Linked DNA regions of Homo sapiens: region 2 is linked to region 1. Evidence: chromatin loops called from intact Hi-C (ENCODE). Cell type or tissue: chondrocyte. All regions are shown on one strand. Each heading gives the region's core, and the rest is flanking DNA. Links, peaks and the distances in the headings are about the cores only. Region 1 overlaps PRKAR2B (protein kinase cAMP-dependent type II regulatory subunit beta). Region 2 holds the start of LINC02577 (long intergenic non-protein coding RNA 2577).

Region 1 (11,486 bases), core at 1,311-9,310:
CAATCTCAGCTCACTGCAGCCTCCACCTCCTGGATTCAGGCGACTCTCCCACCTCACCCTCCCAAGTAGCTGGGATTACAGGCATGTGCTACCACACCCAGCTAATTTTTTTTTCCTTTTTTTAAAATTTTACTTTAAATCAGGGATACATGTGGAGAACATGCAGGTTTGTTACACAGGTATACATGTGCCATGGAGGTTTGCTATACCTATCAACCTGTCTGGTTTTAAGCCCCGCATGCATTAGGTATCTGTCCTAATACTCTCCCTACCTTCACTCCCCACCCCCTGACAGGCCCCGGTGTGTGATGTTCCCCTCCCTGTGTCCATGTGTTCTTATTGTTCAACTCCCACTTATGAGTGAGAACATTCGGTGTTTAGTTTTCTACTCCTGTGTTAGTCTGCTGAGAATGATGGCTTCCAGCTTCATCCATGTCCTGCAAAGGACATTATCTCATTCTTTTTTATGGCTGCATAGTACTCCATGGTATATATGTACCACGTTTTCTTTATCCAGTCTATCACTGATGGGCATTTGGGTTGGTTCCATGTCTTTGTTATTGTAAATAGTGCTGCAATAAACATATGTGTGCATGTGTCTTTATAGCAGAATGATTTATATTCCTTTGGGTATATACCCAGTAATGGGTTTTCTGGGTCAAATGGTATTTCTGCCATTAAAAAGTGGGCAAAGGATATGAACGGACACTTCTCAAAAGAATCAAAAGAAGATATTTATGCAGCCAAAAAAAAAATGAAAAAAAGATCATTACTGATCATTAGAGAAATGCAAATCAAAACCATAATGAGAAACCATCTCACGCCAGTCAGAATGGCAATTATTAAAAAGTCAAGCAACGATAGATGCTGGTGAGGTTGTGGAGAAATAGGAATGCTTTTGCACTGTTGGTGGGAATGTAGATTGGTTCAACCATTTTGGAGGACAGTGTAGCAATTCCTCAGGGATCTAGAACCCGTATTTATTTATTTTTTTGTATTTTTATTAGAGATGGGGTTTCACCATGTTGGCCAGGCTGGTCTCGAACTCCTGACCTTGAAGTGATCTACCTGCCTCAGCCTCCCAAAGTGCTGGGATTACAGGCGTGAGCCACTGTGCCTGGCCTTGAAATAATATATTCTCTACCACTGTATTTCTGCTAAAAAACCAAGAAAATGTGGCAACACTGGGGTAAGAATTTCACCCAAATTTCAGCCTAGATAACAGCATACATAGTTGGAAATGGCAACACTGCTGTGTATGCCAGCAGCGTCCCCTTAGTTGGCAGAAACATGTCTGCGGATCCTGTGCTCCTGAGGAAGTGCCGAGACATGCACCCTGCGTCATCCTAACATCGCAAGCATTGGTGTGGTGACCCAAGATAAGCCATCAACTTGCAAAGAGCAGAAAGCATCCAGATGGAGCCGGAAGCAGCAGATGTGGGCCTTGACATTTTCACTACAGTCAACTGAGGACCAAACTCTGACATGCTAGCCTACTGACATTCCATTTCAAGGCTTTGGAAGGACTTCTAAAAGAAAAGTGTTGCTCTACCCATATACCTGTTCTTTCTTGCTTTTGTTTCTTAATGAACTCTGCCTTGATCTCCAATGATGCAGTCTGAATTAAACAATACAATATGGAAGATAATAATACAGACACTGACTTCTCTAAGCCTCTCAAAGTGATTCTGGAGAAACTTAAAATATTTCAAAACTCCTTAATACAAATTCAAGAAGTTTAGCATCTGATTCTATCACAAAAATAAATGTTGAATTTAGATTTTTAGAATATAGGGTGTATATGTATATTTATAAATGCTTAAAAGACAACAAATATGTAAGAATATCCTTAATAAACCCTAAGTATAGCATATCTCCTTTCCCTTATTCTTGTATCAGGTTTTCATAAAAGCTTCATATTAAGTTTTCGAGTGTTCTGAATCATAATAGGTCTATTAACTGCTGAGTAATTTTTAACTATTTTTAAAGCACGCTCTAAGTGTATGTAAAACTGGTGAAAACTGAATATGGTCTGTGAATTATGCCAATGTCATTTTCCTAGTTTTGATATTGTTATTAACAGTGATGCAAAACGCATTAGGAGAAACTGGGTGAAGAGTACACGGGACCTCTCAAAACTATTTTTGCAACTTCCTGTGAATCTATAATTATTTCAAAATAAAACCTTAAAAAATCATTTAAAACATGCTCTTTGCTTTGTTATTTACTAGTTTATACAGTAGAACTTTAACCTTGCTTGACTCCATTTCTTCCCAATCCCTGACTGCTCTAACACACACATACACACACACACACTCAGCAATGGGAGAGGGGTGTTGATCGAAAGATTTACTTATGTATTTGTCTTCTAAAACAATTCTTTTTCTCAGTCTCAAAGACCTTGAATCTTGTTTCCCATATAAAGGAAAAGACTGCATTTCAGATAAAGAGCACAAAACAGTATAAGGCTGTGATACAAAAATTACAGAATCTATTAAAAATCCATTTTAATCATTTGCTTAGTGCTTCAAAAATATAACTAGGAAACAAGGTACTATCATCTGCATGCTTTACCTGTGAACTTCAACAGTCTTCACAAATTCTACTTTTGGTAGCCCTACTCCAACCCAGGTATCTAATATTATTGGTTCCAGCTGGGATCTTAGAAAAGTATTAGGGATTAAATAACATGTTGACCCACATGTAGTCTTGGAAGCCAAAACAGTATATGTTGCAGTGTGTTCCTTTCTTGGTGAATTTTATCAAGGAGCAGCCTCAGGAATTTTCATCATGAACTGATCATGCAAAACTCTATAGAATTTTCCAGTGTACTTTCTGGGTCCTCATTAATGTCATGGAACATTCACCTGTTTTTTCCTCTTATAAATGACTACAATGATGCAGAAAACCATTTGATGGTTTAATACACCTTCATTAGGAGTTAATTACATAAACAAAAATATTCAATAGAGTAATGACTATAAATGAAACCATTTTTAACAGGTCATTTGGTAGAAGTAATATTTATTTAACCCATCACTGCATACTAATTTTAGAAATATGAAAAGTTTATCAAGATCTACCACTACAGGAACCTTTTGGAATATAACCCTAAACTGAATTACATTTCAAAATATCATACCTGAGCAATGATTTGTTCTCCATCGTTGTATACTTTGGTGCCTATCACATCTACTACTTTCAGGCGTTCAGAAAACTACAAAGAAAGAAAAACAATATTAAATAGAAACAAATTAACTGGGTAAGCTTATCTAGTTCGGGAGTAAAAAACTGGTAGCCTATAGGCCAAATAAATCGAGCAGTGTGTAGGTTGTATATGTGTTTGTTGTATTAATTACCAGCCAGCATTTTAAAATAATTTTTCATAAAAATTCAATCTCCAGCTTCTCTTGAAAAATCAGCATCACATAGCCCATATTTCCACATGGCAACAATAAAACTATGGTGGGATAGCAGCTGTTTCTTTAATGAAATACATGTTCTCCAATCTGCCAAAGTCCCTTCCTGGCTTGGTTTTCTTCTCTGTGTTACCTGCCTAGCTCTGAAGGCACCAGATTTCCAATCCCTGACCTACTCTTATTTAAAGAAATATGCTGCTGGAAAAGATCAGCTGTCTACCACGCACTGTGTGATGTGGACAAAATTTTTACCAGATGTAAGCTGATAATCCAACAGAGACATTCAAAAGGAGAAGCACTGCTGTTTTGACACTTGCCATTTTATAAGATGTTGTGGGTACATATATATGCCTGTCTTTAATTACTCTCAAAATACTTCAAATATGACAGTGAAATAGAAAAGCATTTAATTTAATGATGAAGTATGGAAAATGAAGCTGAATTTTTAGGGTAACAACAACCTACTCTCTCTCATAAGTCTCTACCTTCAAAGATAAAAACCTAAGAGCTGGTCTCATTGAGAAGACCTCTGGGCTGAGAAATGAAGGAGCCCTGCAGCTGTGTAGGAAGACATTCCAGACAGACGGCAAGTACAAAGACCCCGAAGTGGGTGTGGGACAGGTGTGTTTGAGGAGTGGCAAGAAGCTGATGTGTCAACAGAGAGATGATGAGTGTGGAGCAGTAGGAAATGAGGTTGGGGAAAATGGGTGGGGGAATGGGACAGTCTGTGCAGAGCCTTAGAGGCCATGTGAGGAGGAGCTTAAATAGAGCAGTGCCACAACCAGGGATTTTAAAAGATGACTCTGCAATTAGCCAGGCAAGAGGTGATGGTGGTTCATATGAGTCAGTGCTAACTCGAAGGTTTTTGGCCTGAGACACTGGAAGGATATGTTGCCATCTGCGGGGAAAGAGAAAAGGAGTAGATTTGGGACATACTAGGTTTGAGATGTCTATTAGACATCTGAGAGGAAATCTTACATTTGCAGTTGGATAAGTAAGTCTGACCTTCAAGGGAGGGGCCTTGCCCAGTGATATCAATTTTAAGAAGCATCAATATATGGACAGTACAGGTGGTCCCTGACTTACAGTGGCTTGATTAATGATTTTTCAACCTTACAGTTGTTTGAAAGCGATAGAAACTATACTTCTAATTTTGAGTTTCGATCTTCTCCCAGGCTAGCGATATGCAGTACAACGCCAGGCAGAGAGCCACAACGCCCAGCCAGCCTCACCACAATGAGGTGAACAACCCATGCTCTCCAGTGCACTGTGCTGCCAGGTGACTGTTCCCAGCTGTAGGCTGATGTGAGTGTCCTAAGCATGTTTCAGGTAGGCTAGGCTGAGCTCGAATGTTCCATAGTTTAGGTGTATTAAATACATTTTCTATTTATGATATTTTCAACTCACAATGGGTTTATTCGTAAGGTAACCCCATAGTAAGTCAAGGGACATCTGTATTTAAGGCCATGGGATTCGACATGTTCACCAAGTGAATAAGTGTATCCTGAAAAGAGAAGAGGCCAAGGACAGAGGCCTGGAATGCCAGTTTTAAGAGGAGAAGAAAAGAGGAATAAACAGCAAAGATGACTGAGAGGAAGAGGCCAGAGAGGACATTCTATATCTAGAGAACGCCTCACTGTAAAGTTACAACTAGTGGCTCTTGTCTACATCTATGTGATTATATTAAGTCTGCTATCAGATAAAGACCACATATAAATTTGCTATAGATGCTGGGTAGGAATGTATTACTTTCAAATAACAAAACAAATGAAATTATAGATAGCAGAAGAAACAATGAGTTATAAAAATTAGCACTACCATTTAATCTTTTCAAATAAAAACATGGATAGATTTTTTTTTATTCAAAGAAATTTTTCTATAGAACTAAATATTCCTAGCAAAACAGAAACTTTTAAAGCAAAATAAAATAAAAGCATAAACATATACTTACCTCCAAAGATTTAAGGAATGGCAGTGACTCAATAAAGCTTTCATACATTTTTCTCTTTTTGGCATTGTTTTTCACAATTATTCTCCTGAAGGTTACCCTGTCCTACAGGCAGAACAGTTAAAGGGTAAATTTTATGGGGGTAAAGCTATACAAATAGTTTTATTTTATTCCCTACAAGAAACAATGATTGAAGATTCTGAAATAAAAGATTAACATCATTATACTTTTAATGCAACTCATTTCATATTTTTATTTCGTCAAGCACAAAATATAATACAGAACCACATAAAATACTGTTTTCTTTTTTTTTTTTTTTTTTTTTTTTAAAGAAAGCATCTGTTGACTTTTTATACATAACAGAAATCTGACCAATATGTTGGGTTCTGCCCACAAGGAGGCGCTGTCACAGCATTTTTAAATATGTATACTAGCACTCTGTTCTTTTACTCTGTTATGTACTCTACGTTCTTTTTCATATCCACATTATGTCAAAATTTTCTTGTCAAAAATGTGGAGGGATGCCCAAAGAAATTATAAATGCTTAAAGTGATGGCTACTCCATTTACCCTGATGTGATCATTATATATTGTATGCTGTTATCGAAATAGCTTATGTACCCTGTAAATATATACACATAATATGTACTCATAAAAAAAATTTTTATTTAATGTGAAGGCACAGAGAAACTACAACTATGTTTTTGAGTAAGATCTAATTCCAGTGTTTACCATGTTCACAGTCTAAAATGTTCCTGTTTATACTATCATGCCCTCAAAGATACAGAACTCGGTTGAAGAACTAGTAAAAATTTTAAGGATACAGCTCAAAACATTATTTTCCTAAAAATTTTATTTTAAATAATTTCTCATAAAATATTTTAATTCTTTAATAAAAGCCTCAATAATTATGTTAGATTGGCATTCATTAATAAACAATTATACCATTTTAATAAAGTAAAAATTGGGATATATTATTTAATAAATTACTATGCCAATATTTTAATTTTTTTTTACTTTTATTTTTAATTTTTGTGGGTACATAGTAGGTGTATATTTATGGGGTACATGAGATGTTCTGATACAGGCATGCAACATGAAATATGCACATCATAGAGAATGGGGTATCTGCCCCCTCAAGCATCTATCCTTTGAGTTACAAAAAATCCAATTACATTTATTTTAAAATATACAATTTTATTATTGACTATGGTCACCCTATTGTGCTACCAAATACTAGGTCTTATTCATTCTTTCTTATGCCAACATAATAAGGCTGAATTTAAATGAACTAGTGCAATGGAGAAAAATGCCAGTATAGATGAAAGTCTCTAGGTGTGATGGACTGCAACTGAATGTTTCTATCACTCTAAAATCCCTCTGTTGAAATCCTAATCACCCAGGATAGTATTAGGTGGTGGAGCCTTTGGAAGATGGTTAGGTCATGAGGCTGGAGCCCTCATGAATGGGATTAATGTCCTTATAAAAGAGATCCCAATGAGCTCCCTTGCCCCTTCCACCATGTGAGAACACAAGTAGAAGACGCTGTCTGTTAAACAGGAAAACAAGCCCTCACCAGACACCGAATCTTCTGGTGCCTTGATCTTGGACTTCTCAGCGTCCAGACCATGAGAAATAAATGTATGCTGCTTAAGCCACCCATTCTATAACAGTCTGTCATAGCACCCCAAAAGGACTAAGACACTAGGAAATTAAACATCTTGTTTCCCAATTTGGTATTGGCTGTAATTTGGACTTGTTTTACTCCTAATACTTTTTTTAAAAGAAAATTTTACAAGATAATTAGCACAAATATTGAAATTATTTCCAAGCCTGGCTCTGCATCAGAATAAGCTATAGTATTAAAAAAGATTTCTGAGACACCAGACCTTAATGACTCAAGATCTCTGCATGTAGGGCTCAATAATTCATAAATGCTCCCAAAGTGATTCTGATATGTAATCAGGTTTGGAAATCAGGTATAACACCATTGTATGGACAGCGGTTATTGCAAAACAGAGAAGACTCAAAATAGCTTAATGATTTAGAAACTAATCATAATCAGTTATATCTCTCAGAAAGAATTTTCCATTAGTAACCTACCTCTTCACACCCACTGTGACATATAAAGTCCAGAATTTCAAATACTTTCATCCTGAAGCCATTTCAAAAATCACCTTTCCAAATCATCAGTATAGTCACGTAGATCATGTTAGCCCTAAGGCTAATAGTGACCAAATATTATTTACAGAGTGAGACTATTCTGCAATGGACTTTTCTCTTGGGCTTTTTTTGCTTATCTTTACACACCTGTATTTATAAGGCAGACCTCCAGTCTGTTGACCTTAAAAGAAAAATTTATTTTCTACTCGACTCTCCCTGAGAAGGAGTTATTATAATTAGTCAAGTCACCCTTAAAAAGTAGGCTTGAAATACTAAGTAATTATGTTAATTATTCTAACTTTTTTAGAAAGCTATTATATGTCAGGAGGATTATCACAAACTGCCCATTTTTATAAAATTTAATAACATGTATAGACTACTAAAAAGCTCTGAAAATGCTTAATCCTATCTTAGGAACTTAAGTAGTACGTGCACTAGGAAATTCTGGGTCTTTTATACCCCATTAAAGTTTCTACAAGGGCTAAAAACTATCAGTATTCAAAGAGGCCAACCTATAAAACAGTTGATCTTATTCTGAAGATGTGCAAGGAGGCAGTTTCCTCACTGTGTGACAATCTGACAATCTGAATCTGAACGGCAACCCCATTGGAATGACTACATTTGAAAAGTAAACCTTCCTGAATAAAACAGGTCATGGCAGATGCTAGATTTATCCCACCACTTTAATTACAGGCAGACAAAGACTTCTGTGGGTGAAGGACTGTCCTGGTTTGAAGTTTTTTCTTTGCTGGCTTTGGGTATTCAAATCACTGACAGTTCTTTCCTTTTCCTGAGACAATTCAGCTTTTCCTCTAAACCTTAAAAAAGTGACTCATCACATTTTTAAATAAGTATATAATAACTGGTTCCAATTAAAAGAAATGTAAAATGTCTTGTCTCTTTGATCAAGAGATATTTTTTATCAGCTGAATTGACTTCAGAGTCAAATGCTGAACTGTGACTAAATAATGTGTGACTTCCACAATGCTATATACAGTAGTCCTTGGAAATGAGACTTTTAACAGACTTCATATTTACTTCAACCTCTTCTCTTTCCACAAAAGGATTTGAGAGAAATAACCCAATAAATGCATGTCAAAACTAGTGGGTGGGCTATTTTCAACAATTTTAAAAGAAAATACATATACTGTAAACATTTCCCTAAATCGATGCTGTTTAAGGTTTGGCCTGACATCAGGCAGTACTGCCATCTCCTGGGAGCTGATGAGAAATGCAAAAATCACGGGCCTCACCCCAGAACCACTGAATCAGAATCTGCATTTTAACTGGATTCCCAGGTGATTTGTAAGCATATTAAAGTTTGAGAATCACTACCTTAAATACAATCCTCCAGAAGGAGCTTTAGTAGTGCCTAATAATTTGCATCCTATCATATGTGAAAATATTGCCCGAATGTATCTTTAAACCAGCTTTTAAGTCTTGCGGGAATACCACATTAAGAAATGTATTTAAAAGTACTAATGCTCAGGTCCCAGTGCTGAAGATTCTGATCAATTTGCCCATGGTGAGGTCTAGGTAAGAGGATTTTTTTTGAGACAGAGTCTCGCTCTGTCGCCCAGGCTGGAGTGCAGTGGTGCAATCTCAGCTTCACTGCAAGCTCCGCCTCCCGGGTTCATGCCATTCTCCTGCCTCAGCCTCCTGAGTAGCTGGGACTACAGGCACCCACGACCGTGCCCGGCTAATTTTTTGTATTTTTAGTAGAGACGGGGTTTCACCGTGGTCTCGATCTCCTGACCTCGTGGCTAGGTAAGAGGATTTTAAAAAAATACTCCAGGTAATTCTGATGTGGGGCACATGAGCACAGCCACCAAGCATTTTTTCCCTACACAACTGCTTTTAAATGCAGAGTAGTTACCAATCAATTTATAGCACCAAGAGCATCCTTTTATACTGGTTTCTCAAACTCCGAATTTCTGATGCAGTAGGTCAGAATCAGTGGGTGGGGCCCCAGAATGGGCATTTCTAAAAAGTTCCCAAGTGATACAGCTGCCAGTGTTCAGGGGACCACACTCTGGGAGCCACAACTTTATCAGATTATAATACTTACCTCAGAAAGCTATCTGAGAAAAAGTACTTAAGGCTGTGTTTGTATGGCTGGTTATTTTCTAAGAGTGGGTAAGACAGGAGCATTCTGAATCTGAGTGTCTTTCCTGGGCCACCAGGTCCCAAGCTCCTGACTGGACTGGAGGAGTGGGGGCAATGACATCAGGATCTGACTTAGTGAAGTCTTAGTGCCCTACAGTTCAGCATTCAGTGGCTGCTTAATAAATTACCTGATGACTGATGATCTTTAAATTAAAATACTACATGCGGCAATTTGTAACACCGTCATAGCAATTGCTACAAATCATAACATTCAGGTCAAATAAGTATTTTACTCACCAAACCCCACAGAGCACCAGGAGAGGTAGCAGTGATTGTAGCTGCTCTGGGTGTATTGTACATTAAGGCCAGTTCGCCGAAACTCCCACGATTATCATAGTTACCAACACATCTTCCAACACCATCACATTTCACATAAATATCAAATGTGCCTCTGTTGGACATATGTAGATTGGAGGTTAATTCAAATAAAATATCATTAAAATAAAACATTATTTCAGAAAAGAGCCCTGTGAAATAAAAATCTTATTTCCAGCCTGTTATCCCCTCCGATGACAATAAAGGGGAATCAATCTGTGCCATCTGTTCCAGACCATGTGCCTGCTGGGAAAAATGGGACTAAACAATAAAAATTTGGAATAAGGAATGATAAAACTATAACTAAAGACTACAACCAAATAGTATATGCATAAAAAACCATCTGGAGAGGCCGGGTCTCACACCTGTAATCACAGCACTTTGGGAGGCTGAGGCGGGTGGATCACCTGAGGTTAGGAGTTTGAGACCAGCCTGGCCAACATGGTGAAACCCTGTCTCTATTAAAAATACAAAATATTAGCCGGGTGTGATGGCGGGATCCCATAATCTCAGCTACTCGGGAGGCTGAGGCAGGAGAATCACTTGAACCTGGGAGACGGAGGTTGCAGTGAGCCGAGATTGTGCCACTGCACTCCAGCCTGGGTGACAAGAGCAAAACTCCAACTCAAAAAAAAAAAAAAAAAAAAAAATCATCTGAAGAGGCTGGGTGTGGTGGCTTACTTACATCTGTAATTCCAGCAATTTGGAAGTCCAAGGTAAGAGGATCACTTGAGCCTAGGAGTTCAAGACCAGCCTGGGCAACATAGCAAGATCCCATCTCTATAAAAAATTAACCTTAAAAAAAGAAAGAAAATCATCTGAAGAAACATTTATCAAATCACTGACTGTAGTTATCTAAAAGCATAAGAATAGTGAGGGATTCTAGGCATATTCGCTATCTAATTTAAGAGTTTCTGTTTGTAACATGAACATATTATTACTTTTGTGATCAGAAGAAAATAACTTTTTAAAAAGAATCTAGCTATAGCAATTTGGTTAGCCACTACTCTACAAAACTTACTAGGGTCCTTTATAATCTATAGCAGACGTTGGCAAACTATAGCCCACAAACTGGCTATCTGCTTTTGTAAATAAAGTTTCACTGCAATATAAACACTCTTGTTTGTTTATGTGTTATCTATGGCTGGTTTTATGCTACAACTGCAGAGTTGAGTAGTTACAACAGAGAACATATTGGCCTGCAAAGCCAAAAATATTTACTCTCTGGCCCTTTACTTTAGATCAACCCCCATTCTAAAGTTAAAAAGTAGAAATTCAGACTAGATATCTAACTCTGGTCTTTTTATAGTTTTTTGGTGCTTATCTTTTAACTGGGGTTCTTTTTCTAGGCAAATAAGGTTCAGTTTGCATGTCACTGCACTTCCTATTACCCAGACCCTATATTCACGTAAACTGCATTCTTTGTGTGGATGACTGACTTTCCGCATACTGTATTTTATCAGAGAACATGCTTTC
Region 2 (11,486 bases), core at 1,198-9,197, 370 kb after region 1:
TGGTTTGTACCACCAGCTAAGCTTTCCTAGGTCTCCAGCTCACAGACAGCAGATTGAGGGACTTCTCAGCCTCCATAATCATGGGAGCCAATTCCATATTTCTCTATCTCTATACCTCCTATGGGTTCTGTTTCTCTGGAGAACCCTGACTAATACAAATGGTTTATAGTACAAGATTCTCTGAATCCTTGGGGTTTGGATCTTGATGTTTAAAGTTAATGCTCTAAAATTTAAAAGAAAAAAAAAAGAAAATCCCTTTTTTCTTCTCTCAAACTCTTGCTACTTACAATAGAGAGCCATACCCCCAACCCTAAATGTGCCCAATTTCATCTGATCTAGGAAGCTAAGCCCAACTAGCGTTGGGCCTAGTTAGTATTTAGATGGGAGAAAACCAGGCCCCTGTAGGCCATGGTTTCTGGTGTCCATTTACCAAACTCTCCTCTGTAGTTCATGATCAATGGCTTTTGTTCTGCCTGGATGGTCCTACCCTGTTGTACCCAGAAAGTGTCTGCTGACTGCTGAATGGTGGGTGAAAAGAAAGGGCAATAGGAATTAGAAAGCATGTGGTTTAATAATTTTTAAAAATTCCCTACTTTAATTAGGAAGTGATGCATATTTCTGGAATTTTCACCAAGAGATCATGGTGTTTCTAGGAAGCTGGCTAACTACGCCTGATATATTTAAAAAACAAAAAAACCCCAAACCCAAAAAACTACAACCTACTCAATTACATTGCAACTTGCCGGGAATTAAGTAATGGTGTTCTCAGAACTGTAGAGTACAATGTAATCAGTGTTTATCTGATTCTGTGCTGAAGAGTCTGGGCTTAACTTCCTGAGGACCAGCAGGCTACCTAGCTGGTAATGTCTCTAGAATGGAGAGCAGCTCATCCAAGAGCCCAGCTTTTGAGGGCATAGAGTTGATGAATTTCATGGGAAAGGCAGGACCCTTCACTCCAACTTCTAGCTGTTTGATAGCAATTCTCAAGCTTTAGTATGAATACAAGTCATTTAGGAAGATTGTTTAATAATATAGATTCCTTGAACCCCCATACAGATCATCTGATTCATAGGTCTGGGTTGGGGCCTAGGAATTTACATTTTTGCATACTTCTTCTGGACCATGTTTTGAGACCTTTAGACTCCCATTTGGAGAGCCTAGGATAAAAATTTAGGAATTGTTGAAAATACCATCCTTAGATCCAGACCGGAGGGGCTCCTGCCCTGGGGTCTGTGATTTAGAAGGCCCTGCTCTGGCCCTCCCCTGGCCATGTTGGTCTCCATGGGATGAGGAGTCTGGGGGCTCTAGGGGATATGCCAACCTTGAGACTGTGAGCAGACTTCCAGACTGTGATCTAGGGAGAGAGAGAGAGACAGAGAGAGAGAGGTTGATTTTGAAGAACTGGCGCCTGTAATAATAGAGGCTGAGAAATCCCACAATCTGCTATGTGCAAGCTGGAGCCCAGGAAAGCCAATGGTGTAGTTCAGTCCAAGTCAAAATGCCTGAGAACCAGGGAAGCCAATGGTGTGAATCTCAGTCGAGGGCCAGAGAAGATGTGATGAAATGTCTCTGCTCAAGCAGGCAGGCGGCAAGCAAGTTAAGGGCGAATTCCTCCTTCCTTTGCCTTTTGTTCTCTTCAGGCCCTCAGGAGAGTAGATGGTGACCACCCACACTGGGGCAGACACCAACTTTGCCAATCCACGGATTCAAATTCTAATCTCCTCTGGAAATACCCTCACAGACATACCCAGAAATCAGGTTTAATCCGAGCACCTGCGTCCAGTCAAGTTGCCACATAGAATTCAGCATCACAGGTGCTGAGCTGGCTCCTGACTGTGCAAGGGCTTCTTCCCTGGTCTGACCTCCAGAGGGCATACCCTGCTGGGTGTGTCCTTACGCCTGAGTAGTGGCCAAAGGGCAGCTGTTTGTGGAGGTGTGGATGGAGTTGACTGTGTGAGCTGCAGCATGCACTAGTGGCCCCAGGAAGTTCCTCATTCATGGAGGGCTGGCTGTGGGAAAAGAGGGAGCATGGGCTGTGAGCCAGGAGTTAGCACTCCCTGTGCCACCGCATTCCTACCTTGGGTTTCTGGGTTGTTTGGAGGGTATATTTATCAGATAGGAGAATAGGATCTTTTATTCAGCAGTTTGTTAGCTTTGATTTATAACTTCTAAATAACTAGACACATGGTTTGGGGACCTTAGTCTGTACTCTTGCTTTGGGCCCCACAAATGTTAGAGGCAGACCAGATCAACATTTCCAGATTAGTAACATCTTAGACTTGATTTCTTCTAAACAAGAATTGTCCTTCAAGCCAGGCCCCAGGGAGGGAAAAATGGACAAAAGGTAAAGGAAATATGACCTCCAGGCTGGCAGGGCCCAGGGAGGGAAAACCCAGCTTGTGTGGCAAGGCAGCAAATCTTGGCGTGTCCTTTCTAAGCCCTGTCTGCATCTCAGGTAAGGAGTGAGAGAATGGGAATGGGGCATAATTCTGTTTTGCAGAACTGACAGACTTGAGCTATCTTGGGGGACCCAAAATCTAGGTTTTTCTAATTTCATTCTCTCCAGGATTCTAGCCTCCCCAGCATGAGTCAAGTTGTCCTAATTTTTCCTAGAATGAGATAATAGTCTGAAAATGTGAACACTTTTCTGGGTAACTTTAACATATTTTCAGAAACAATTGCACATAAAAAAGACTTCTTCAATTATTTTATAAGGGGATTAACACGGAAACTTTTTTTTTGTATTTCACACACATTGGAATGTGTAAAAGGCATTGTTACATGACAGTCACTACTTGATACCATATTCCACATACTTTAATGAAAATATTCCTTAAAACACCCAATTACTTTTCTCCCATTAGATCTGCTATGTACAGTTGTCCAGGTTGTTGACTGTGTAAGAATACTTAGCCCAAGAAATGAATAGGATCTAAAATCCAGCCTACTGTCTCCTTGTCAAGCTGAGCGCCCTGACATGGCCTGCATTCACCAGGAGGAAGGATGCTTTTTTCTAATCACAAAAGTCACAGTCTGCTTGTCAAACCACATACCTTGCTCATGAGAGGGGCATGTTTGCTGAGGTTACCCTCAAACTAACAGAGCTGAGGATGCTAAAATGATGCCATATGTTGAGGAATAGTGAAAGCCTTCTGGGGAGATGGTCATCTTGGAATCTGATTACTTGCCCTCTCCCTCTCTGCACCCTCTCTCCCTCTCTCACTTCCACTGCAGTGAAGAGAAAGAATGCCTTTCTGGGAAAAAAATTACTGGCAAAAAAAACAAACCAAACCAAAACAAACGCCAAGAAACCCCACAACAACACAGCTGCTGTGATTTCTGTGGGTCCCAAAGAAAAGAGGAGCTAACTGCTGCTTCAGCCTGTGTAATAGCCAGGTCCTGGGACAGAATTAGCTACAGTTAGAAAATAAAGTCAACAAGGTGAGTACAGCTGGAGATGGAACATTTACTGCTACCCATCTACTAGCTTGGAATCAGGGAAGTAATTAGTCCAGTGTGGATCAGCATTGGTCATGGACTAGAGGAGGACATCTACCCTTGCCCAATCCTGAAGCCCCTTTTGGGCCCTGCTGGAACTCACAGTCCATTATTAGCAAAACCCAATAGTGTCAACCTTGGCTCTGACTCTTCCAGCACCATCTCACTCTGATGAAAACATGGCTGTCCTCTGGGAACACTGCCTTCTGATTCTGTCGTTATTCTCCTTGTCCCGTGGTGGCTGTGGTTTGCTCCCTCCAGTTGTGCCATGGGGCCTGGAGGTGGGGTGCGTTTCTTTTACACTCCTCATTGCCACTTCTGCATCATTACCTCTTTCTCTTTCCTAAAAGTGTCCTGCATTGAATCTCAGGTCATCAGGTTATGTCACCTGACTTCTCATTTTGTGACATCTGTCATCCTGAAGTCATTCCCCCTGGTTCCTCAGTGTTCCTGCCTCACCATTGCATTCCTCTTCCTGTCTTAACTCTGGGCAAGTTCAACTTACACATGGATTGTCCCTCCATTATCCTGGTCTCTCAGTTCCCTACTGACCTTTCCTCTCACAATCTGGTCCTTCCCCTTTCATCACCGTGATTGCAGACCCTGTCATTTCCCACAGCTGTGTGGCCTCCACGGCTGCAAGGCATGCCGCCCACTCTAGGACCCCTGCTTCCTCTCTTCCTAGCACGCTTCCTCAATCACCCTGTGTGCTAGAACTGTCAAAGCAAAGTGCCACAAATTAGGTGGCTTAAAGAATAGAAATGAATTCTCACACAGTTCTGGAGGTTGGAAGTCTGAGATCAAGGTGTTGATGGAGTTGGTACCATGTAGGGGGCTGCCCCAGGCTGCTGTCCTGGCCTCTGATGAATTGCTGGCAATCCTTGGCTTGTAGACTCATCACTCCAACTTCTGCCTTCGTGTTGACATGGTGTTCTCCCTGTGTGCCTGTCTGCACCCAAATTTCCTATTTTTATAAGGACACCAGTCACACTGGATTAGGACACCCCCTCATCTTAACTAGTCAGGATAAGTAAGGTAACATTCTGAGGTACCAGAGGTTAGGACTTCAACACTTAAATTTTTTTTTGAGGGGGGCATACAATTTAACCCCTAACATGCTCCATCTCCAGCAGTCCTTCCACTCCCATCTTAAATTCATGAACATAAACCCTTAATGCTGCTTGGCAAAGGCAAACATACTCCCTGATATGGTTTGGCCCTGTCCCCACCCAAATCTCATCTTGAATTGTAGCTACCATAATCCCCATGTGTTGTGGGACGGATCTGGTGGGAGGTAATTGCATCTTGAAGACAGGTTTTTCCTGTGCTGTTCTTGTGATAGTGAACAAGTCTCACAAGATCTGACGGTTTTATATAGGGCACTTCCCCTGCACACGCTCTCTTGCCTGCCGCCATGTAAGATGTGCATTTGTTCCTCCTTTGTCTTCTGCCATAATTGTGAGGCCTCCCCAGCCATGTGGAACTGTGAGTCCATTAAGCCTCTTTTTCTTTATAAATTACCCAGTCTCAGGTATTTCTTCATAGCAGTATGAGAATGGACTAATACACTCCCTCCCCTATGTCATCAGTTTTTCCCCTCTTGGCCTCATCATTACTATCACCATATAAAGATGCTCTTATTTCTCTCACATTAATTATATTAAAAACTTTCTTGACCCCACATCCACCTGTAACTCTCCCTCCAGCTCTACTATCTCTGCTGCTCTTCACTGAATGATTCTTCTGGGGTTGTCTATACTTACTGCCTTCAATTCTTCTCCTCCCATTCCCTTCAGTCCCTTCCAATCAAGCTTTTGCCTCCACTACTCCTCTGAAAGTTCTCATGTCAAGGTTAACACAGTTTGTAGTATTAGTGAATTTCTTCTTTCTTTTTTTTATCATGGTTATCCTCGATGAAAAATTGAACTTACTCCCATTTATTGCATGCATTAAGTGATGAGGTTTGCCCAAAGCTCAGGAAAACAACAAGGAGAAGGTGAAATAATGAACAATATATAGATTGGCAGGAAAAATACAGAATGAAAAAATTGTTTAGAATAAGGTAATCCTTTTATAGCATTGGCCACTCTATAGAGATTCGATTTTTAGCATTTACATTTACACATTTTAACCAATTACTTTGCCCACTTGGAGCACGTGGATGCATTTACACTGACCACTCTGTGTCCTTCCAGGTTTTCCCTGGATGGCCTTCTTGATCTCTGGCAATTTGGAATCCCAAGCCCTTTCTGGGATTATTACCTAGCCCCCAGGTCAACCCTCTCTAGGGATCCAGGGTGGAGGAGGGAGGAAGAGGAGGGGGTGGTGGTAAAAGGGGGTAGGAGCAGGAGGATTTAGTGGAACAAAGGGATGAGAGAAAATAGGAAAGAAGAAAAAGCAGCAGACCCAGGCAACATGTGCTGTGGCCATAATAACTGTTTTCTGTACTGTCTGCTGCAACTAAATTTTAAAAACATGCTTACCCTTTTTTTTTTTTTAAATGAACAAACTCCTTCAGAGGGGGTGGATTGTATAGTTTCTGGCATGCTGCAGGGGAGAAAAAGTCCATCTCGATAACTTATAAGCACGCTTTGAATTCAGAACTTTACAATTCTTCAGAAACAACTAATGAAAAAAAGAGTGCTGTTGGGCTGACTGTGAGTCACTTCCCCACCCTATGATTCACTAAGTCACAAATGCTGGACATGCGGACAGGGGAGAAGGACTTTTGATTTTGAGGATTCATGAGCTGATTCAGTACTGTCTTTATGTTTTGATGCTATCCAAGTTCAAGCTTTGAGGTGTTTTGGCATCATAAAGCAGCATCAAGGTAAGGGATCAAAGGATGGGAAAAGCCAGCATGAGTGAAGGTTTGTTAGCTAGAAGCGTCCAATTCTTGCATAATATCAGAAGGCAAGGTTAGGCAGCTACTGATAGCATGGATGCTGAAGAAAGCTGAAGTACTTTCAAATCCAGATAGCTCCAATTGCTTGCTCTCCTATGACTACTCTTAACTGAAATATTTATAGTGACTCAAGAACGACAGCAAAATAAATATCCTTGGGCTCCCCACTGGTCTAAATCCCTTCACAAAAAACCTTGTCACTGGAAACACTGACAAATACTATATGTTTAGAAAACATCATATAAAATATCCAAATAAATAAGCTATACAGTAATTGGTCCTTTAAATTATTTTAAGGAGGTAAAATATTCTAACATCTGAATTTCTACCTGTCAGAGGCTTTTGAACCAGAGCAATTCCATCTTGAATAGGGGGTGGGTAAAATAAGGCTGAGACTTACTGAGCTGCATTCCAGGAGGTTAAGGCATTCCTAGTCACAGGATGAGATAGGAGGTCGGCACAAGATACAGGTCACAAAGACCTTGCTGATAAAACAGCATGCGTAAAGAAGCTGTCCAAAACCCACCAAAACCAAGATGGCGATGAAAGTGACCTCCAGTCGTCTCACTGCTCATTATACACTAATTATATAATGCGCTAACATGCTAAAGACACTCCCGCCAGTGCCATACAGTTTACAAATGCCATGGCAACATCAGGAAGTTACCCTATATGGTCTAAGAAGTCGGCAGGGGCAGAGGCGGGAACCCTCAGTTCCGAGAATTGCCCACCCCTTTCCTGGAGACTCATGAATCATCAACCCCTTGTTTAGCATATAATCAGGAAGTAACAAAAAGTATCATCAGTCGAGCAGCCCATGCCGCTATTCTGCCTATGGAGTAGCCATTCTTTATTCCTTTACTTTCCTGATAAACTTGCTTTCACTTTACTGTATGGACTTGCCTTGAATTCTTTCTTGCGTGAGGTCCAAGAACCCTCTCTTGGGTTCTGAACTGAGACCCCTTTCTGTAACAAAAACATTTAATTACGACGTCATGACATTCTGGAAGGTTTCTTTGGAATGATGTCCTAGTTTGAGCTCCCAGTTTGATAGTACAAGTTGAGTATCCTTAATCAAAAAATCTGAAACCTGAAATGCTCCAAAATTTGAAATTTTTGAGTGCCAACATGGTACTCAAAGGAAATGCTCATTGGAGCATTTCAGATTTTGGATTTTTGAATTAGGGATGCTCAACCAGTAAGTATAATGCAAATATTCCAAAACTGGGAAAAAATCAAAATTGGAAACACTTCTCATCCCAAGCATTTCAGATAAGGGATACTCGCCCTGTAAAACTTGAACATTCTTGTTAGTAGAAAATTAAATGTAATGAATGAGATGAATGTACCTGTATTTGGTTTTTCTGTTTTAAGAAACTAAATGTTCAAAGATTATTAGCATACACTCAATTACAGAGATATTAAATACTAATTGGATTGTGACTCTGATTTTATTTTCATCTAGATTATTTTGATTTACCTATGACATTATTTCATATCATTGCTCATAGGAAGCCTACCTTTTTGCTTGGTAGTGAGTGTGAAGCAGCTGAAAGAAATGGAGATATTTGAGAAACTACCAGCTGGTAACCAATATATACACTTGAGATACATCTATGTATTTTTCAGATTGGAACAGTGAGTGACTATAGGTTCCAAAACAAAATTTGGTGTTAAATCCCCCATGAGTATCTTGTGCGATAGCATATTTTAAGATTGCTGAATTCATGGGGGAAAAAAGCATACTGCTAAACCAAAATGCATGAGTACAGTTGAAAAGTTAAAAAGTTATATTCCTGTTTTTGAAATTTTACCCCAAATTTTGACGACAACAACAACAACAAGACTGCTTGGTTAAGTTTATTAGATTAAAAATATTGCTAAAATCAGGCTAAATATGCATGCAAAGTTCCTTCTGATATGACCTGGCTGAAAAACATTAAAAATCAATAGAATTATAAACTAAATCATGCCTTGAGCTGTGAAAGACGAAATGACCATCACAAGTAAACTGATAGGCATGAGTTCTCAATAGGCAATGACTTACTTATGTTAAAAGATGGAAGAAACATAGATCAGTGTAGTTCAAGCCCTTCACAAATGTTAGAAACCAAGAAATTGAGGTGCACAGTGGTTGCTTGACTTGCCCAAGGTCCCATGACTTGTCAGTGGCAGAGCCAGGCTGGAATTTGACCCTGCATTCCAGGAATGAGCACCTTTATTATACCATGCCAGGCCAGCACCAAAATTCCAGGACTGCTTTTACAAGTGTTACATTTAACCAGGGTTCTTAATTACTAGCTGGTAAGGAATTTGCATAGAACCATATGGATGTAGATCAAAATCATGTGATTAAGTGTTTCACAAGTGGTAAATTACATATATGTGTATATATATATGAATGAGAGAATTAAAATTACTTTAAAAATATATTTAATTTTAAAAAAAGCCTTGGGATCATCTATTGAGATGAAAACAGTAATGTCATGGAAAGATTACCAGATGTCTACAGGAACTGACCTCCCATCTTGCCCTGCCATTCATTGGCTGTGGAATTGCTTCATTTTCCAGTCAACAAAACGGGGATGTTGATGACTGCTGTACCTTCAATAAACACTCTGAGGATAAATAAAATAGAATAAGTGGAGTGTTCCGAGGGTTTCTTACCTTCCTAAAAGAATTAAAATAGGAGACTTAGGCTTTAGACCACAACTTGTTTAACTTATGTTGCTGATGACTACAAGTTTCCTTGCAGTTATGAGTCAGTGATTCTCAGGAATTCCTTTTTGCACCACTTAACCTTTAAACTGTTTTCTTTATTGAACCTTAGATTTAGAAGACTGAGAAATCACCTAGAGATTTCTCCTCTCAGTTCAACTACCCACTCATAGAAATGCTGATACAGAACTTATTCCTGTGCAAGGTAGTTTATTCCGTGGTTGGAAAGCCACAATATAGAAAAATGTTCATGTTATTGAACAAAAATTTATCTCAGTGTAATTTTTTTGTCATTCATTTTTATTTTATTTTTCTATAGGTTATTGGGGTACAGGTGGTATTTGGTTACATGAGTTAAGTTCTTCAGTGGTGATTTGTGAGATTTTGGTGTGCCCATCACCTGAGCACTATATACTGCACCCTATTTGTAGTCTTTTATCCCTCACCAGGCTCCCACCCTTCCCTCCAAGTCCCAAAAGTCCATTGTATCATTCTTATGTCTTTGTGTCCTCATAGCTTAGCTCCCGCATATAAGTGAGAACATACCATGTTTGGTTTTCCATTCGTGAGTTAATTCACTTAGAATAATAGTTTCCAATCTCATCCAGGTCGCTGTGAATGTCATTAATTCATTCCTTTTTATGGCTGAGTAGTGTTCCATCATATATATATAATATATATATTATATATATTATATGATATATATATAATATATGTATTATATATATTATATGATATATATAATATATGTATTATATATATTATATGATATATATATAATATATGTATTATATATATTATATGATATATATATAATATATGTATTATATATATCATATGATATATATATAATATATGTATTATATATATCATATGATATATATAATATATGTATATATATATCATATGATATATATATTATATATATTATATGATATATATATTCCGTCATGTATATATGATATATGTATCATGGAACCAACCCAAATGCCAATCAATCAATTAGTGGATAAAGAAACTGCGAGATATATATATATATATATATATATATATATATATATATATATATATATATTCCATCATATATATGTGATATATATCATGTATATAATTCCATTATGTATATATGATATATATATATATATATTCCATCATATATATATCATATATATATGGTTGAACTACACTGGGCTTTAACTACACTGATCTATGTTTCTTCCATCTTTTAACATAAATAAGTCATTGCCTATATTCCATCATATATATATGATATATATATATCACAGTGTAATTTTTAACTGTAATCTTAGTTTTTTTTGTTTTGAGTTACATAGATTTTATCAATTCTTAAATTATTTGAATTCAACTATCAAGTTTCTCCTAAATTTTCAATGTTGTAGTAAGAAAGAAGATAGCATTATTAAGTGGCTACTGTGCAATATTAACACTTTTATCTGGGTGTTTTCAATTAAAACTCAAAATAAGTTAATGCCAAGTAACCTCCATTCCTGCATTGATGAGACTAGTAAAGTTGCTAAAACCATAAGCCCTGAATTTAGGCACACCTGGATTTAAGTCTTGGCCACTTACTAACTATAAATTGCAGAAATTACTTAGCCCCTCAGGCTTAGCTTCCTCGCTGATAAATTTTAAAAGCAATAATTCTAATGATAATGTGGTGGTTATGAGGTTAAAAAATATAATGCCTGGGCAACATGATGAAGCCCCATCTTTATGAAATATATATAAATTAGCCAAACATGGTGACGTGCCTGTAGTCTTAGCTATCGGGAGGCTGAGGTGGGAGGACTGCTTGAGCCTGGGACGGGGAGGTTGCAGTGAGCTAAGATTGTGCCATTGCACTCCAGCCTGGGCAACAGAGCAAGATCCAGTCTCAAAACATATGTATATATGGCATGTGACTATATAATGCATAGTAACTGTTCAATAAATGTAAGCTATTGGTATTATTAGTCTCTCTGTCTCTCTCTTTTTTTTTGGCCTTATGTTTATCCCAAATAATTTGTATTTTCTTTGTTTTGGGCCTGATTTCTATATGAAGAAATAGTTTTGAATTGTCTCCTCGTGTATTAGCTCTGTCTCCCTAATTTTTAAATTGAAATATTCATAAACATGCATTCTGTGGTTTTCATGTTTTTGACAAAAATATTGAACAGAAATGAGCAAATCATAAATTCTTGGAGTTTGCCTTTTAAGGTGGAAGTCAAGTCTTTGGCCAATATTCTTTGGGTGACATTGAATGCCTAACTATGCAGCAAACCACCAGTCATCTTGCTGTTACCTGGGCCCTCATTCCTCCATCTTAACAACAAAAGGTGTGCATCACGATATTTGGCAAATGCTA

The links. Hi-C counts contacts between places; a loop is a spot of excess contacts. Peaks named below come from ENCODE experiments on the same cell type or tissue, not always from the same donor. Only the 100,000 strongest peaks of a DNase experiment are listed, where the experiment ranks them.
Region 2: it touches region 1 in a loop (4-fold over the local background); 3 of 110 quality-filtered maps call a loop at or near these places.

The regions. Positions count from the first base shown.
Region 1 is chr7:107,144,908-107,156,393 of GRCh38, reverse strand. It overlaps PRKAR2B (protein kinase cAMP-dependent type II regulatory subunit beta), which reads right to left. Exons shown (of 11, transcript NM_002736.3): 6 at 9,933-10,086; 7 at 5,371-5,472; 8 at 3,143-3,217. Among named protein-coding and RNA genes, the nearest start is that of HBP1, 18 kb to the left of the region's middle. RefSeq lists an enhancer at 3,318-4,517. In chondrocyte, for the core only: CTCF peaks have their summits at 5,487, 5,772 (motif pointing right), 8,502 and 8,732 (motif pointing left); no DNase peak of the experiment used is centred there.
Region 2 is chr7:106,770,518-106,782,003 of GRCh38, reverse strand. LINC02577 (long intergenic non-protein coding RNA 2577) reads right to left here and starts at 6,986. Exons shown (of 5, transcript NR_170304.1): 1 at 6,804-6,986. It also overlaps the pseudogene RNA5SP236. RefSeq lists enhancers at 5,716-6,915, 7,027-7,321. In chondrocyte, for the core only: no CTCF peak of the experiment used is centred there; no DNase peak of the experiment used is centred there.